Regions from separate parts of the Homo sapiens genome. Here region 1 is linked to region 2. A link is a contact called in ENCODE Hi-C or POLR2A ChIA-PET data. All regions are on one chromosome and are shown on one strand. The core of a region is the stretch at or near the end of the contact, and the rest is flanking DNA. Distances in the headings are between cores, read along the strand shown. Region 1 has its middle 100 kb from the start of EDEM3. Region 2 overlaps TSEN15 (tRNA splicing endonuclease subunit 15).

Region 1 (4,923 bases), core at 2,357-4,856, 570 kb before region 2:
GGATTCACAGAGGTGTCATGGCGCAATTTAATAAGACCTACCATTTTTTGAGTATTTATTGTGTGCCCAGAGAGATTGACACGGACTTTCTCTATTTCTCGTAGTATTTCAGCAAAATGAGTAACATTATCTCCATCTTAAACAAGGGAAAACTGAAGCCCAGAGAAGGTAAACATCTTTGAATTCATGCAGCTGTTAAGTGATGGGTTTGAGATGTGAGTCCTGGAATGTCTAATTCTTCATCCAGGATCTTCTCAGTGCATCATGCTTCCTCTTACACAGAACCTCTCTGCCTGGTAATGGCTATTGCACATATTTCTCCTGCTGAGACCACTTTCTTCACATTAGCTGGTGTGCTGCTTTTAAAATATGTCTACAAATTCTTTAATTCTCCTTCCTTTAAGAGGTGAAGCTAAATTTTTCTTCACTTGAATATGGCTTGAAATTAGCAACTCACTTTCAACAAATAGAACATAGTGGAAGAGACTGTTTGACTTCTGAGATGAGGCCATAAAGGCATTGAGGCTTCCCTTTTGCTCACTCTCTCAGATCACTTGTTCTGGGGGAAGCCAGCTGTCATGACATAAAGACCCTCAAGTGGCCTTCTGGAGAGGCCCTGGTGGTGAGGAGAACAAAGTGAGAAACTGTCAGCAGGCACATGAGTGAGCCACCTTGACTCTCCAGCCCCAGTCAAGCCTTTGGATGACAGCAGCCCTGGCCAATATCTTGACATCAACCTCGTGAGAGACCCTGAGCCAGAACCACCCAGCTAAGCTGCTCTCAAATTCCTGACCCACGGAGACTATGGGATGACACATGTTGGTCATTTTAAGCTGCTAATCTTTGGGGATAATTTGTTATGCAGCAACAGATAACTAATACAGATTATATATCATACAGATATAGAATTTCAAGGCATTACAGATTATAGAACTTAAAGCATTATTCCAGGAACTTGTGTGAGCTCCAGACAGTGTTCAGAGTTCTCTTACAGGAGGCACTGGCTCTGCCTGTAGTTACTCCAGCTGTCCTTGTTCCTGCTGAAGTTAGTTCTCTTTTTCGGAGGATGAGGCTGTAAATCCAGCTCTTAAGCATCTGCAGGTGTTGCCTTGTTGTCCGGTAGCTAAACCAGAAGGTTCACATTTTAAGCAGTCTTGAAGAGCTGTACTTGGAGTAGTTGCTGGGAAGTCCAATTAAGAGCAGACCCTGAGTGAAAGAAGACTTGCCAAATCTCACTTAGGCTCCTGATGTTTGAGACAGATGACAGACCCAGGAACTTGTTAATGCAACCCATTTATAGATCCTCCACATTCTATCCCTGTATGAAATTGTATTATAAGAAATCAAAGTACCTGGAACATTTTATATCATACTCATCAGACAGTCTTCATAATTACAGGAGTCTTCTTTTAAAACAGTGTTTCTGTCACTTCCAAAAATCCTGCTTGAAAATGTCCTCGAGTCACAATTCAGCTAATATATATTTAACGCTTGTTAGATAGCAAGTGCTAATCTAGGACCTGGGAATACAGCAATGAACCAAACAGACAAAATCCCTGCCCTCATGAGGCTTATAGTCTAGTGAAGGAGACAGAAAACAAGCAGACAAACACATAAGTAAAGGACTTGGATGAGTGAGTGTAAATGCAACGGAGAGAAATAAAGGAAGGCAAAGTGTGGTTCGAGTGTGGTGCTAGGAGTGGGTGCTGGGGGGCAGGATGGCTGCTCTGAGGGGATACTTGAGCAGGGAGGCGAATGTCAAGAAGCTCTGCCGAACATTCCAGGAGATGGACGAGTCCTGTGGCAGAAGTCAGTGTGGCTTATTTGAGGAACAGCTAAATGACACTTTAGGACAGGGGTGTCCAATCTTTTGACTTCCCTGGGCTACACTGGAAGAAGAAGAATTGTCTCGGGCCACACATAAAATACACTAACAATAGCCGAAATTGCAAAAGAACTCCTAATGTTTTAAGAAAGTTTACAAATTTGTGTTGGGCCACATTCAAAGCCATCCTGGGCTGCATGCGACCCGTGAGCTGTGGGTTGGACAAGCTTGCTTTAGGATTTCTGTCTTTTTTCTTTTTTTTTTTGAGACAGAGTCTTGCTGTATCGCCCAGGCTGGATGGAGTGCAGTGGTGCCATCTTGGCTCATTGCAACCTCCACCTCCCAGGTTCAAGTGATTCTTCTGCCTCAGCCTCCTGAGTATCTGGGACTACAGGCGCCCACCACCATATCCGGCTAATTGCTTTAGGATTTCAGTGTAAGGATTCACATACCAAATCACTCTTGAGTTAGAGAGTTTTGGAAAAACTTTGTCTCTGCAGACTGACTTGTGATCTTTTGGCTGAGTAAATGAAAACCATGTTGCCTACAATGTCTTCCTTTTGGCCTGGGCTTCCAGGAAGCTCAGAGCCAAAATCTGTGCCTGCTGATGGTGGGTAATCAATTTATCTCGGGGTCTGGGAGCAGCTGCCCACTCTGCTTCTTTTACAGAAAGAGATGATGGAATAAATGTTTATTTATAAACATTATACTTTCTCCATGTAAACTGTTTTCACCCACATGCTACCTTGAGTTGACTTGGAAGGGGCAGAAGGATTGTCATTAAACAGGTTTGCCATTTCAAATAAGGAAGTTGTAACAAGTGGCAGATGTCATTGTCTTGCTGTTGGTTCATTGCACAAACATTTATTAAGTGCCCAGCACATTCCAGCTGGGCGGGGACCTGTATGGAAAGATGGAGAGGATGGTTCCTGCCCTCTAGAATGTGTTCCCTCACATTCTAGAATACAGTGCAATAAAAAATCAAATAATTACAAACGTGATGTAAACTGGCACAGGAGGGGAGCCCAAAGAGAGTGACAGCTAGTCCTGGGAGGTTTTGATGGAGGAGGAGGGGACTGGTGCATGGAACCCCCTTCTTTCTGCGTGGTAGGAGAAAGGCCACATCAGCCCCTACACACAGCACCCATCTGAGGACGGTGGTGACCAGCTTCCCAGCCTGCCCTCCCCACCTTCCAGAATCCATCCCAGCCCCAAGGCACCCGGGTCTGAGCTATGCAGCAAGAGTTTTCCAGACAGAAAGAAAAAATAGGTTAAAAATATCTGAGCCCCACATGTCCTATTTTTAATTGATTTACACACAGACTCTTCAATCACAGTATTAATATTTAATTGTCCTGTCAGGTCAGATCCTTCCCAGTCAGACAGTTAAAAATGGCTTGGGACAGAGGAGGAAATGAGGGGCTGGGGTGGCATGAAATGAGGAAAGTGAGGCACCTGCCCTGAGGGGATTAGGCTCTGAGGGACAAGGAGGAGCAGACCCTGGCTCTAGGGTCCTGGGAGAAATAACATCTCACTTGTTTTCTCTCTGTCCCTGTCCCCTCAGTACACACATGTGGAAGCACAACAGCATTCCCCCAAAAAGCCATTAAAGAAACCATGTAAGAGTTGAGACAACACCAAGGTCTGTGGAGACAATGAGGTGCTTCTTCAAGGAGACGCCAGGAGGCTGGTCTCTGGGGGAGAGTCCGGAGGATGAAGCATTCATGCCCTCAGTATTTTAAGTTTGTGAGGGGCCGATTGGTATTTTGACTCTGGGCCCCGGCCCAGCCCGCCCAGGTGAAACCTGATTTACATGCATGTTTCTTCTTTGAGAAACGGCGCCTGTGTTGGCTGTCCCAGCATCACAGCAGCATAGAAACATGGCTTGGGAACTATTTTGGGTAAAAGCACTCTCAGAGACAGCCAATAAATGTCTCAATGTGACTCATTCAAAGAGGCTATTAATAGACAGGAGATGTGAGGGACAGGAGAACTGAATTTCATTCAGTTTCAGCCTCTTGCTTTATTTGTTCTTCCTTTTTAAAAACAGAAATCAAGAAGTGAAGTTTGTCTTGTTGGGTTTGAGTGGGGTGGGGAGGAAGAGCTTGTCTGCCGAGCAGTCATCTACCTCCTCCTCTTCTCCCAGGGTCCAGAGAGGGAAAAGCCAACGGGACACTCACCTTGGAGTCTACTAGAGTCTTTTCTGTTCATTCCTGACTCCTTTGCTGAAGAAAAAGCCTAACAAGTCTGGATAGTCACAGGAAATCATGTTGAGGTGATGTCTCATTATCTTTGAGGTCTGAGGAAAATCTTGGAGTCCTACCCAATATCCCCATTCACCTCTCTGTGTGTCTTCTTGGTTTGGTGCAGTGATTCTCATTGGGAAAGCATCTGTGGGGGTGAATTTTGTTGTCTTAATGGTTGAGTTGGGATGGTCTCGCCATTTAACGGGAAAAGGCAGAAATGCTAGACAGCCTGCAATGCTCTGGGTGACGCTCCCAATGAAGAACTGCTCCTGTCCTGCATAATGGCTGGGTGCCAACTGTGCATTCTTTTTTTTTTTAGACAGAGTCTTGCTCTGTCGCCCAGGCTGGAGTGTGGAGGCATGATCTCGGCTCACTGCAACCTCCACCTCCCTGGTTCAAGCAATTCCCCCGCCTCAGCCTCCCAAGTAGCTGTAGCTGGGATTATAGCTGCACACCATGTCTGGCTAATTTTTTTTTTGTACTTTTAGTAGAGATGGGGTTTCACCATGTTGGCCAGATGGGTCTCTAACTCCGAACTCTTGACCTCAGGCAATCTGCCCACCTCAGCCTCCCAAAGTGCTGAGATTACAGGCATGAGCCACCGCACCCAGCCCACTGTGCATTCTTGAGTGGAGAACATGTTCAGAATAATCTGAGCCTAAAATCAAACTCCATTTGACTCATGACCATGGAGTATTAGTTGCATATTTTTAAATGCGTGAAGTTTTTCCAGGAATGCAACTGTTGTGAGAATCAGGGATAAACTAGATTTTGTGTTGTTCACCTTTTGAAAAAATCACATCCCTAATGCCAATGCCACTTGTGGTATTTGAGTTACCCAAACCACATACA
Region 2 (4,804 bases), core at 735-3,234:
CCTTTTCTGGAAGGTTGTCAGTCTACTTTGCCCAGATCCATAACAGGAGTAACTATCTATGGCAGCTACAGCCTTACAAAATGTATTTCTTAAGCAATAAGACTTCAAAGTCAAAATCACTCCTTGACCTTACTGAATGGATAATGTGTTCACAAGCATGAAAGCAACATTAATCTCCTTGTATATGTCCATGAGGGCTCTTGGGTGACCAGGTGCATTGTCAATGAACAGTAATATTTTGAAAGAAATCTTTTTTTCTGAGCAGTAGGTCTCAATCGTAGGCTTAAAATATTCAGTAAACCATGCTGTAAACAGATGTGCTTTCATCCAGGCATCATTGTTCCACTTATAGAGTATAAGTAGAGTAGATTGGGCGTAATTCTTAAGGACTCCAGGATTTTCAGAATGGTAAATGAACATTGGCTTTAATTTAGTCATCAGCTGCATTAGCCCCAGACAAGAGAATTAGCCCATCCTTTGAAGCTTTGAAGCCAGACATTGGCTTCTTTCTAGCCATGAAAGTCCTAGATGGCATTTTCTTCCAATATAAGGCCGTCTGTCTACATTTAAAGCCTGTTATTTAATATAGCCACCTTCATCAACTATCTTAGCTAGATTTTTTGATAATTTACTGCAGCTTCTACATCAGGATTTGCTGCATCACTTTGCACTTTTAAGTTATGAAGACAGCTTCTTTCCTTAAACCTCATGAACCAAGCTCTGCTAGCTTCAAACTTTTCTTCTGCAGTTTTGTCACCTCTCTCAGCCTTCATAGAATTGAAAAGAGAGTTAGGGCCTTGCTCTGGATTAGGTTTTGGCTTAAGGGAATGTTGTAGCTGGTTTGATCTTCTCTGCAGACCACTCAAACTTTCTCCATATCAACAATAAGGCTGTTTCACTTTCTTATTCATGTGTTCACTGGAGTAGCACTTTTCATTTCTTTCCATAACTTTTCATTTGCATTCACAACTTGACTGTTTGGCACAAGAGGCCTAGTTTTTGGCCCATCTCATCTTTTGACATGTTTTTCTCACTAAGTGTAATCGTTTCTAGCTTTTGATTTAAAGTGACAGATGTACTACACTACCTTTTACTTGAACACATAGAGGCCATTGTAGGGTTATTAATTGGCCTAATTTCAATATTGCTGTTTCTCAGGGAATAGGGAGGCCAGAAGTAAGGGAGAGAAATGGCAGAAATCCTGGTTGGTAGGGCAGTCAGAACACACATAACATTTATCAACTGAGTTTGCTGTCTTATATGGGCACAATTTGTGGCACACCAAAACAATTACAATAGTAACATCAAATATCCCTGAAAAACAGATCACCATATCAGATATAATAATAAAAAAAGTTTAAAATATCGCAAGAATTACCAAAATATGACAGAAAGACATGAAATGATCATGTTGGAAAAATGGCATCGACAATCTTGCTTGAGGCAGGGTTGCCACAAACCTTCAATTTGTAAAAAACACAATATCCCCAAAACAGAATAAAGAGAATTGCAATACAACAAGGAATACCTGCTTATATTAAAGCAGCAATGTATATCTTTTACCACCAGCACTTAGCCAGAATAGTGAGTGTTCCAGAGCTGGGGTTTATTGCTATGTGATGTGATCCTGAAATTCATTTCAGGATAAATTAGGCTTTTAGAATGAAAAACTAAAATGCATACTTTCATATGGCTAAGAAAAAAAAAAATATATATATATATATATAAAACCCACCCCATCTACCCCTACCCTAAACAGGCTTTTATTTCTAAATATAGATCTACATTTTAAGCAAAGCATGAATCAAGTCACATATTTAATGTCAGTATAATTTTAGAGGCATGCCAGAAAGAAAAAGGGGATGTGAGTACGTAAAACTTATTTATATTTTTATTTATGCTATTTCCTACAGATTGAAAATAAATTTTCAAGAGTACCACTTCTCCAGCTAATCTACTCTTAGTAGAGTCTGAAAATGCTGTGGTTATCTAGCAGTGCCCTCTGGTGTCCAAATGAATTGTTTTAGTTTGCCTTGAGGGAAAAAATAAGCCATTATATAATCAGACACGGCTATAATCAGCATTCATTCATTTGCCAAGTATTTACTGAGGGTTTACTATATGTGAGTTACTGTGCAAAGAGGCAAGATACAGAGATGTATTAAAAAATACATTTCTTGTTCTGTTCTTAAGGAGCCCAGTCTAACAGGGAGACAAATGTAAACTCACTTACAAAATTACTTAAATCACTTTATCTAGTTTTTCATTAAAATGAGACATACACAGCTGGGTGGCCTCCCTTTCCAAAAAGTTCTGGGCCATTATTCATGTTAGGATGTGTCTGGCTGGCTTTGGACAGAACAACTTTGGTGAAGTACACAGGGAACATTCTGAAATAGAGTAAACATCCCAAGACATACAGCAGGATTCAATCCTAGTTTAAAGAGTTGGGAAAGCGCCTTTCACAGCCAACCCCAAAAGACACTTCTGGTTTTGTAGTTATATAGGAGCCCACTGGTCAACAGATCCGACACACAAATCTGACATTATCCTTACACTTCTTTCTGAAAATGCTATTTTTCTAGAATTATAATGAAAGACCTCAAAATGAATCAAACGAGAGACTTAAGAAATCAAGAGACCCTAAGAATTTATCATAAACTGTTTGAGGATTCTTAGACCTGCAAATTTTCCACTAGAGTCACCCAAACACATATTGTTCTGAATAGGTCCATCTTCATGTCCTCTGGGGAAGCAGAGGGAGCCTGAAGGAGTTATGGAGACCTCCCACCAAGAATAAAAGTGAAATTCAAATACCATCAAAGGAAGGAGTCAGGAATGACTACAGATGAAGAATGATGCTTTATACTATTTTGTGATGTTCCTAATTTTCATCATTTTTCCATTCTTGTTATTGTTGTTTCCTAATCAGCCATGAAACCCTAGTGTGTAGGCAGGACCTATGACCTGCTTCCAATCAACAGAATACGGCAAAGGTGATGGGATGTATGTGATTACATTATATAAGGATTATAAGGTCCATCTTGCTGAGACTCTCCTTTGCTGGCTTTGAGGAAGCAACCAGTTATATTGAGAAGGCCCACGTGGCAAAGAGCTGAGGGTGGCCTCCTGCCAATGGCATATAAGCATTGAGCACTCTCAAGAAATTGAAGGCTACTAATAACCATGTGGGTGAAAAAGCTGACCCTTCCCCAGTCAAGTCTCAGATGAGACTGGAGCCCTGCCCAACACCTTGACTGTAGCCTCATGGAGGACCCAACTAATCTGTGCCCGGGTCCCTTGCCCACAAAAACTATAAGATAATAAATGTGTGCTGTTTTAAGTTGCTACATTTGTGGTAATATTATTTTGCAATGATAGATAACTAATACAGATTTCAAGACACCTTTTAATTTTAAAACATTTTTATTATAAAATACAAATAAAAACATTGAGAAAAGACAAAGTCATCCATTTTCTGCCTCCTATCCCACTATAACCAGTTAGTAATTTGATTTACTTTGTTATCTTTTTATCATATGCTTGGTCTGTTATTTCAGCCATGATTACACCCACTTATACACTTTTCCGTCTTGCAATTTTTACTTAAGGTAATATTTTCATGTTTTTAATAATATTCATTACTAATTTTTAATAAGTACATTATGTATCATTTGTATATATCTGTTTATTGACTATTTCCTAGACCCAGGGATGACAAACTATGGCACCACATTTGTAAACAAAGTTTTACTGGAACAAAGCCACGCCCGTATTGTTTATGTATTGTCTATGGCTGCTTTTGTGCTTCATACAGCAGTGTTGACAAGTTATGACAGAGACAGTAGGTTTAAAAACCTAAAATAGTTACTTTCTGGCCCTTTATAGAAAAAGTTTGCCAATCTTTACCCCAAACTTTAAAGTGGTTTATAATTTGGGCTACTAAAAGTAATGTCACTTGGAACATCTTTGTGCATATAATTTTTTATACTTTGTACAATTTGAGAGACATTAACAAAAGTGGAATAACTGGGTCTAATTAATGAAGACATTTTTACGGTTGATTCTCTCCCACACTGTTGTAATATTCAAGCTATGATATGTGATAAGAATGAAAAGGATAGCCCAGAACTCTTGTAGGTAACATGTCTCTGGTCCCTGTTACTTAAGACACGTAAGTTACTTAAGACACACTCTGGATGAACATATTTTGAGTTTTGATTTAAAGTTAACCAAAAAAGAGAAATAACAGTAACTGCAATGGGAAGACCAATTGAAAGAAATCTTTTACTTTTTACTGGAGAGGAAAAAGTAAACAGAAGTGGGTGACAAGGTACATATAAAATGCCATTCTACGGTAGCTGCAGTGGCCAAAAGGCACTGGGGAGAGCTGAGTAAGAGAAAGAAATGGCAGTCTCAACAATGAGCTGGCAGTGGCAGCAAGAAACAAAGAGACAACTTTGAGTGTGGGATGACAAAAGCAGCACACAGGTCCCACCCATCTGAATACATCCTAGGCATAAACCTGTATATAACTGTAATTAAACTGTCTCTAGATAACAAAGTTTTAAAGAAATCACCCTATATTTTTTAAGAAGGAGAAAGTCTTCTACCTGGGGAAGTTTTACTCTTCAGAATGAAAACCTTATGGAATGGGGAAGTCAACCCTCACTATGTACGTCAACCCTATTTCTGAGATAAAAGATGAAGCAGTCTGATGGGTCTCAAATCCAATCTTGTATGAATAAAACAAGCATCAGGAAACATGGATGTCATCTTCTAAGAGAAATATTCTGGAAAAAAA

The links. A loop is a pair of places that touch in the nucleus more often than their neighbours do. ChIA-PET counts read pairs that join two places held with the same protein, here RNA polymerase II (POLR2A). Pooled maps may share reads with other maps.
Region 1: a loop to region 2 is called in a pooled map, with 2.7 times the contacts of the local background. The contact joins two enhancer-like sites. A Hi-C loop is called at or near these places in 2 of 50 pooled maps. POLR2A ChIA-PET finds 5 or more read pairs at or near these places in 2 of 52 experiments (H1 and OCI-LY7).

The regions. Positions count from the first base shown.
Region 1 is chr1:184,648,431-184,653,353 of GRCh38, reverse strand. No RefSeq gene overlaps it. Among named protein-coding and RNA genes, the nearest start is that of EDEM3, 100 kb to the left of the region's middle. RefSeq lists an enhancer at 3,578-3,907. Within about 2 kb of position 3,606, at least 3 of the 41 ENCODE cell types and tissues checked have a DNase peak (open chromatin) inside an H3K27ac peak, as active enhancers do.
Region 2 is chr1:184,072,816-184,077,619 of GRCh38, reverse strand. It overlaps TSEN15 (tRNA splicing endonuclease subunit 15), which reads right to left. Exons shown (of 5, transcript NM_052965.4): 5 at 3,408-4,793. The coding sequence ends at 4,773. Among named protein-coding and RNA genes, the nearest start is that of TSEN15, 23 kb to the right of the region's middle. Within about 2 kb of position 1,984, at least 5 of the 41 ENCODE cell types and tissues checked have a DNase peak (open chromatin) inside an H3K27ac peak, as active enhancers do.